Regions from separate parts of the Homo sapiens genome. Here region 2 is linked to region 1. A link is a loop called in an ENCODE intact Hi-C map of the cell type or tissue named here. Cell type or tissue: GM12878. All regions are shown on one strand. Links, peaks and the distances in the headings refer to the core of each region. The heading gives the core; the rest is flanking DNA.

What was found. Hi-C counts contacts between places; a loop is a spot of excess contacts. Peaks named below come from ENCODE experiments on the same cell type or tissue, not always from the same donor. Only the 100,000 strongest peaks of a DNase experiment are listed, where the experiment ranks them.
Region 2: it touches region 1 in a loop (7-fold over the local background); 1 of 110 quality-filtered maps calls a loop at or near these places.

Annotation. Positions count from the first base shown.
Region 1 is chr2:212,725,712-212,730,118 of GRCh38, forward strand. No RefSeq gene overlaps it. Among named protein-coding and RNA genes, the nearest start is that of LINC01878, 67 kb to the right of the region's middle. RefSeq lists an enhancer at 2,067-2,156. In GM12878, for the core only: no CTCF peak of the experiment used is centred there; DNase peaks (open chromatin) are centred at 862 and 2,230.
Region 2 is chr2:213,155,152-213,159,558 of GRCh38, forward strand. LINC01953 (long intergenic non-protein coding RNA 1953) reads right to left here. Exons shown (of 4, transcript NR_146974.1): 2 at 3,961-4,130; 3 at 1,876-1,966; 4 at 665-779. Among named protein-coding and RNA genes, the nearest start is that of IKZF2, 5.7 kb to the left of the region's middle. RefSeq lists an enhancer at 2,136-2,205. In GM12878, for the core only: no CTCF peak of the experiment used is centred there; a DNase peak (open chromatin) is centred at 2,333; H3K27ac peaks cover 2,235 bases.

The DNA.
Region 1 (4,407 bases), core at 307-4,306:
TGTAAGGCCCCAAACAGGCCTCTCTGTGGGCCAGAGAGAAAAGCATCTTCTTTTAAATGGAATTGGACACTAGGGAAGACTGGAGAGGCTGTGGTAACAGAGGAAGGTCTCTGAGAGCCTGCAGATTCTATAAGACCCAAGAGCGGTCCAAGTCCCAGCTGCCTCAGCCAAAAAGACACCAAACTATACTAAACTACACAGAGTCTACCTAAACTGGAGCAGAAATTTTTCTACCTTTTCTCAATTTAAGAGAAAGAGGGAAAAATCTAAGACCCTGGTTAAAATAAAAATAAAACTCAGAGCTCCTACTAAGAAAAAACCATGGATTTGTGAGCCATATAGTACTAGGTTTAAATACCAGTTCACCTATTTATTATCTGTATAATCGTCAGCAAATTTCTTAACTCTTCTAGCTTCACTCTCCACATTAACTAAAAACAAAAGACACTAACATTTCCCACAGGTTTGCTGAGATTAATGGAGCATTTCCCAAACCTCAGTATTTCTTATTCCTTATAATGTTTCACAAATTGTATTGAGTCTAGCTAAGACCAGTTTTTTTACTTACTATGATTTTTAACTTAAACACATTTCAAAAGAAAACTTTGTATCATTATCACCATTATCACTTACCATTTATGGAAAGCATCACAAAAGATAAATATGGATCTCCTAAAACTAGGGGAATCCCATTGGGATTCTTTCTGTTGTTTATTTCTGTTGTCCTGGTGTAATTATTAATAACATTGTTTTGACTCACAAAATGTCCCAGTCTAGACAATCAATGATGTGATCACCCTACCTAAAATGATTTGCGTACCCCCAGGGGTGCACATACCATGGGGAAACACTGACTCACATGTATTATGTGCCTAACAGAGCACCTGGCACTTGGGAAGCACTCAGCCATGAGAGTTTTCTTCCTTCCCAGGAGTGCATATGAAATGGTAATCGTGGTCCTAACAGCTCCAGAGGCTCCAAAGAGCTGTAGGGAGGGGACAAACACTGTGGGAAGACAGGATGTAAGGAGAGCAATACCTGTAGTTGTTGATCCCTCATGTCCTGGTATCCTCCCATGCTAGTATCAGAAAAAGACATGCATTGGACACTGGGTAATTTGGGTATATTAACGAATGAGCATGATTTATCAAATCTGAAAGTAAAAAAGTAGCTGGATCTTTTACAAAAAGGAGGAGTAACATAATAAATCAGGGTCTATTTCTCCCTCTCTCTGTGTTTATATGTATGGAGCATGTATATGTAACATATGTAACTAAGATCAAAACAAATATAATACAAGAAGTTGTGGAACTCCTCTAGAAGTTTGTTACAAAAATCCAATTTTTTAAGTCTGAGTTTAGATAGAATTAAGTAATTTGGTAGTGATTGGGGAGGAGGATTGATCTTCATTTCTCTCAGACTTTCTTGAATTTCATGGATGATAATTGCACAAGAATCAAACAGATACACAAAACCAAAGTTTTCTAAGCATCTGAATCAAGTTACCTTCTATAGTCTAGAAAATATTTTCTTGAATGAATACATTACCACTGCTACCATAGTTAAAACAGAAAATATTGTGACAATAATTGTGGAAATAATGTTTGAAATATTAGGGATATAAACCAGTCCTGAGAGACAGTGTTTGTATAATTCCTGTCTTCCAGTTAGAGCTGGAGACTTTACAAATTACATCTCCTTCATTTTAGGAATGAGAACCAAGTACCCTTCCTAGGGCAAAAAGAAGGTTTCCAAGAGTACAGAGTAAAATGAGTAAATCTTAAAAAATAAAGTCCATGTTTCTAGGTATAGAGTCCAAATTTTATATATTTAATGAGTAGGAAACTGCCTTTTCCATTCAGCAATTATCTCAGTTCCATGATAAAATACATTCTGGATTCTTCTATTAATAATAGTTTTAAGTAGTACTTTCCTACTTTCAATATATTCTTAGAGTGTTACAAAGTTTTGTTCAAAATAAGAAGTGCCCATGTGAACATACTAAACACCAAAAAGCAACAGAAATAACTCAGTGATTAACAAACAAAAGCAGATGGAGGAAAATATGAGTCCTTTAAAAGGTCAAAGAAAAAATTCAAGCAGCTAGAATTCTGTGCATTTGTCCTCTGAGGCTTTCTGAAAACTTCTTTAGGGGCAAAATACCTCTCCAAGTGAAGTAGTTTTGAAAGTGGTTTTCACTCTTCTGATGCATTACTGTCTAAATCATGAAAACATTTCCTTCCTTTGCTCATCAGTAGGTGCTTAAGTATGCAGAAAGGACAAGGTTCCAAGTGGACGGTACTTCCCCGACACCCAGTAACCTGTATTTCTCAATACTGGGCTGTTTGCATGTTGAAACAGTAGTTTTTAAAACAAGCATAGGTATTTTGTGTAAAAAGATATCTTGTGCGGTTTTTCTTTAGAATAGGGGGAAAAAGACTGCAAAACATATTTCATTATAAGCTGGGATCTTAGGTATAGATAAGTTTTTTGTTTTTCTTATTTTAGAGAAAAATCTTATTCAAGGTTTAATTAAGGCTACCTCTAAGCGAAATTATGGAGATATGGCAGTAGATGAAATCCTTGCTAGACCTTTTCTGCTTTTATTGCTAAATCTCTCTCATTCACATAATCACTATGATGCCAATAATTTGTTGTTAACATTTGCAGAAGCATTTAAATTGTAAAGGAGTATCCTAGCTCCAAATTGACCTAGAGATTCAATGCAATCCTGATGAAAATTTCCAAAAGGCTTTTTTTGTCAAAACTGACAAGCTGATTCTGAAAGTTATATGGAAATGCAAATAACCTAGAGTTGCCAAAGCAATTTCTTAAAAAGAACAAAGTTGAAATAATTAGCTACCCGATTTGAAGATTTACTCTAAACCTTCATAATCAGTTTGGTAGTAGTAAAAATTAGATATATAGGAAACAGAACAGAAATTCCAGAATTCGAGCCACACATATATAGTCATTTTATTTTTATTTATTTTCTCTTTTAAATAAAAATTCTAATATTCTTAAATTGATAAATAAAAGTTGTACACCATAAATATACACAACTTTCGTTTGTCTTTTCTGTGCTTCTATCAGTTCAAGTGCTTTCAGATTATGCACATAAGTGAGATCATGAGGTATTTGTCTTTCTATTCCTGACTGATTTCACTTAATGTGATGTCATCCAGGTTCATTCATGTTGTCACAGATGACAATATGTCCTGCTTTTTAGAAGACTGAATGCTATTCCATTGTGTAGATTATACCACATTTTCTTTATTCATTCATCCATTGAAAGACACATATCTTGGCTACTGTAAATAATAATGCAATATATATGGGAGCCTGGTAATTTTATTTTAAACAAAAGTCCAAAAGAGATTCAACAGGAAAAGCCAAGTCTTTTCAATAAAATAGAACAACTGGATATCTGCATAGAAAACAAACAAATGAAAAACCCATTGACTCTTACCTCATATTATAAACAAAAATTAAATAAATCCTACTTTTTTATTTTTTTACTTGTTTAAAGGCAGGGTCTCAGTCTGTTATCCAAGTTGGAGTACAGCGGTGCCATCATAGCTCACTGCAGCCGTGAACTTCTGGGCTCAAGGGATCCTCCTGCCTCAGCCTCCTGAGTAGATGAGACTACAGGTGTATGCACCACACCTGAATTTTTTTAATTTTTTTTTTATTTTTTGGTAGAGATAGGGGTCTTGCTTTGTTGCCCAGGCTGGTCTTGAACTCTGGGCTTTGAGAAATCTTCCTGCCTCGGCCTCCCAAAATGCTGGGATTACAGGCATATGCCACTATGCCCAGCACTTGCATCCTAGATCTAAATGTAAAAACTAAGCTAGAAAACTTTTTTTACCTTAGGGTCAGGGTCTTACTAATGTTGCCCAAGTTGGCCTCAAACACTTTGGCTCAAGAGATCCTCTCATCTTAGGCAATCCTCTTACCTCAGCCTCCTGAGTAGCTGGGACTATAGGTACATGCCATAATGCCCAGCTTAAAATTATAAAATGTATAAAATAACATATATGATAAAATATTCATAAGCCTCAGTTGAGCAAGTTTTTTTTCACTTTCACACATACTGACCACTGTCTTGGTGGAATCCCCATTCTGACTAAGGAGGCAAATATGTAAATAAGCAACCAATTTACAACATGATGAGAGGCACAGCAAAGATATATACAAAACACTATATGAACAAAATGGAGCAATTCATTAATTTTGCCTGAGTTTAAGACCTGGAAGAGAGGAAGAGGTGGAGAGGACAAAGAACAGATTTACAGAAATAAAATTTGATCCAGATTTTAGATAGAATTTGTAGAGTGACTAAGTGAACGTTCCAAATACAAAATATAGTATGTAAAAAAGTATGTAGACATAAAAGTATATGGAATA
Region 2 (4,407 bases), core at 249-4,248, 430 kb after region 1:
GTATATAAAATAAAATGTTACATAAATTAAAAATAAAATTATATATAAATATATATTTTTAACATTTATATATTAATTTTGCAAATATAAATATGAAAAGTGGCTAACATTGTATATAAAATGCAATTTGGAATAAAATACATTTATGTAATGCCTCTGTTTCAAAAATGAATTATTTCCTGTTACCACCTGACAATTCATGAACCAGGGTGACTATCAAGAAATGCAGCAGGTTTAATTTTGTAATCACTAAGTGTAATCAGCAAAAGAAAAATTTTACAAGGCAATATAGCTAAAAGGTACATTGTGGAGTATTGGTTTTGTTTTCTTTGGGTAGTTTGTTTTATCTATTTTAGATTTAAAAGCCCTAAGTACCCTTTAAAGGAATTTGGGTAAAATCCCCTTTTGTTTGCTCAAGGAATTAATTGTACGTTTTTAAGTTTTGGGGGTCTTTTTAGCAGAAGGTGGGAGGGGACAATTTGGAAAATTATAATTCTTTCCTAAAATCAAAGAAGAAATTTTTGGAAATGAATTCTATATTTTTTTATTTAAATGGCTTTATTGTGCTAGATATATAATCAACCAGAATAGGTACCCTAAAATAACTTGAATCCCTGAAAAAGTTAAGAATAACAGGCACACATAAGCACAATGTTTTAAAACCGATAACTTCTTTTATTTTTGTCAGGTGATGTTGTTCTTGTCTTTGAAGTAGTGTTCTCTTTTTAAGCGGGATATGGAACAATGGTCTCACTTACTCCTGTTGACCTAGATTGGCACTATGAAGAAGCAAGAAAGCCAAAAATGGAACTACCTTTTCAAAGAAAATATTCTAAGATACCAAATCCAGTTCATAAGTAAAGCATATAAATACTGTCAAACTTTACTTCCCTGAGTGCACTGATAGTCTGGGGTCTATTCAGCTGGCATATAAGTCCCACATGCTGAGGGTCTTCTAATTCCATCTACCTTGAACAATAGTTTCTTTTAACAGTCTTAAGAGTGTCACTTTGCAATTAGAGATAAGGCTCTTATGCAAATACTCATGTCCCTAAAAAAGGTAACATTATGACTTAAATTCACACGTTGATAGAATACTATCAGATTTCTTCCAGAGAGAGTGTTTTGCTGTAGAGCAGGTGATAAGCTAACTCTATCCCAAATGAGAATGATAAATTACGGGAGTTAAACCAGTGGGGTGAGGACCAGAGAGGTTCCTGAAAAAAATGAAAGCACACATTTTTAAAGATGTCATTAAAACCCACCATAATTGCTTTTAAAATGCAGATTTGTTCAGCATTTGATAAAATGAGTTCCATTAATGCAAAAACAAGGGAATTTTGAACTGGGTCAAGTGGTGATGCTCAAAGTCAACTCTAAAAAGGATTGAGAAGAAACCCTAAAATTTTAGAGCACAAAAAGTACAGGGAAGTTATTGGAATCCTCAATGAAGTGTTAATTCAAGAAATGAAAAAGATATGATTCAACTTTGTAAAGAAATAACTTACCAAAAGAGGGTAACAAAGGAGAAGACGCCTGGTGAGCATTAATTTAGATACAGGACAAAAAAAAAACTCATTATTTGGAATATTTTTCCGCAGCTACATGCAAGAGATTAAAAAGAAACTTATTTTGCTGGGGACCAGCAGGAAAACCAAACATAATCATTTGACTTTGGAATTGGGAGGTGAAAATAGGACAGATTAACCTAACGATCTGTGATATCAAAGGTTGGATTCTGCAAGAGAGATCCATACTCTAAAGCAGAGTGATGACAGGTTGCATCTCAAGGGAAACATTTGGTGGTTAAACCAGTGCCAATAGCAGTATGATACTGTCTTTTTAATCCTGTGAAAAGCTTGTGGAAGTACATACCCAGTGTTTGTGAGAAGCTTCAACTCTTTATAAACCAAAATTCTTTCACAGTAAAGCAAAGTCTAATCACTTGCTTAACAATCCTGTTAAGCTGAAAAAAAAAAAAAATAGAGGAACACATTACCAACAGATAGTAAAGGAAATAATCCAGAGAATTCACCTTCCCCATTTTTATAGCCAGATGGTTACAACCTAGGGAATTGAGAACCATATAGGGATAGAACTGGGGAGCCATTTTCTGTTTTATAACTCTGAAAGAGGGCGTGAGCTATGGAAAAGGGAATTGAATCAAAGAAAGGTCATTTACAAGTAGTAAAGTCAAATGTCATCTCCCCCAATTTTCATGACTGTGGTTTAGAAAAAGGTTAGCTTAATATAGAACTTAGTGTGGCATTCTGAACTGTCGTAAGACATGATAAAGGAGAGAGTAACACCATCAGTGTATCTCCCCCAGCAGCTGTGCCAAAGCTTCACAAAAGTATTTAAAACCTGACGTCATGGTGAGGTACTAGACACCTGGGAAAGTCCCACTCAGTAGACTAAGAATATCACTCTAAGTCCTGTAAACTATATTGCAGAAATGGCCACATTGGAAGACTGTACTTTTGAAGTGTACTATTATTGAGAAATAAATCCATACGAAGAATCTATAGCATTTTAAATTGATGATATAACTGATTTCAATGAAGTTAGAGTATCAGTGGGACTAGGAAAGTCACATATATCATTTTTATAATTATATCCATTTATTTCGTGCCAGATACCATGGTAAGCATGTTACATGCATTATCTCATTTAACACCCACTGTCATTTTAAGAGAGGTAATACTACCCCATTTTTCACATGAAGAAAGCTTGGAGACAGTATTAACTTGTCCCTGGTCCCACAGTTTCAGAGCTAGACAGTGTCAAACACATATTTTAAGTTCTAGAAAGCCCATATTCATAACCATCATACTATAGTCTCTCTAAATTGCCAATTATTTTCATCAATCATACAGACGTCTTACTGTAGTTAAATCCAGCCTTATGAGTAATACGCAGTCCACTGTTGTATCTCTTGAAAGCATACTGAATGTCCAGGGTGTTTTAAGAAGGTTAATTGAATGTGGTATCAACATAGAACTTTTTACCAAACCCAGAACTTATCTATGTGTGAAACATTACCTATTTGGCATTTAGTATGTTAATATCAGATGTTTATTAATATCTAGAGCTCTTCTCAATAAGTGAATGACATGAGAGAATCACTGAGAGTGAATTGAAAGAAAGTCACCCTATGAAGAGTTGAGTAACAATCAATGGTGACACAGAGATCCAGATAAGAACATAACTTTAAAGTCTGGGTCACCAAGCATATTTGCACATTTTATTTCAAAGGGGACCATTTCAGATTTATTACTCCCAGAAACAGATGGATCATACGGCTGCCTTTTGTAGACATACTTCACCTACATGTGTAAATAATGAGTGCATGGCTTTCTGTGATAAACACTGTAATTGTAAATGGTTACGGCTTCTTAAACGATATTTCTCAGGAAACAGATTTTTTTTCCAGTGGAGAACAGCTCTCAGTTTATAGTAAAAGTCAAGTTGAACATTTTGCTAGGGTTTATACATGAAGCTTGTGAAATTAGAATGTTTCTCTTGTTTTTAATTTACAAATACAGTGAATACTGGAGTAGAGAAACGTAACTATATTATTTTAATTAGGATTTCCTATCCCATGCGTGTAGAAGTTACATATTTGCTCTCTCATTACAGGTTATTTTTTCTAAGAACAAAAAGAAATAATGCTTTTATTTGATAACAAAGACACTATTTACTTGAAAAGCCAATCAGTGATTTTAGGGGAACTCTGCTTAAGGGTATTTTGAATAACCTAACCCAGAAGAGCTTCCTAAAACATCAGGTAGTAGCCAACAAATAAAATGAATATGGTATCTGGTATGTTCAAAATATATTGTTTAACATTTTCCCATATTTATGTTAGATGAATGTTTGGCATCAGACTGGTTGAATATTTAAAAAGGAAGGAATGATGTTCCTTCACAACGTAATATGGAAGACAGAGGAGTACCTTACCCGCAAGTCTTTGGAAATATTGCCTTCAGAGGTCATTCTTGATGTGAGGGGGACACTGCAGGCTGTCAGGCCTGGTACCATTAGGCAGTCTATCGTACACAAAACTCTTTGATCAGTTCTAAGCCCAACATTAGCGACTTTCTGATATTTTCACTCTCCATGTGATTTTCCTATGTGAAGGGAATATACATGATCATTATATTTTTATTTAAAAACAAATGATATTTCTGGTTTTTTTCCACCTATTTCTTATGAGTTTAGAAATGCATGGTTTTCCTTTCTAAGAACAGTACAGTACTGCATCTGTAAACTTGAGTTGAAGGCTAATAGCCAGTCTCTTGAAAGTGGAGCTCACTAAGGTCATGCCATTCGGCACTGTCCCTGTCACCTGGCCAGACTTCTCTCCTGACCCTCGAGAATATGGCCACCATCCTTCTACCTGCTTTA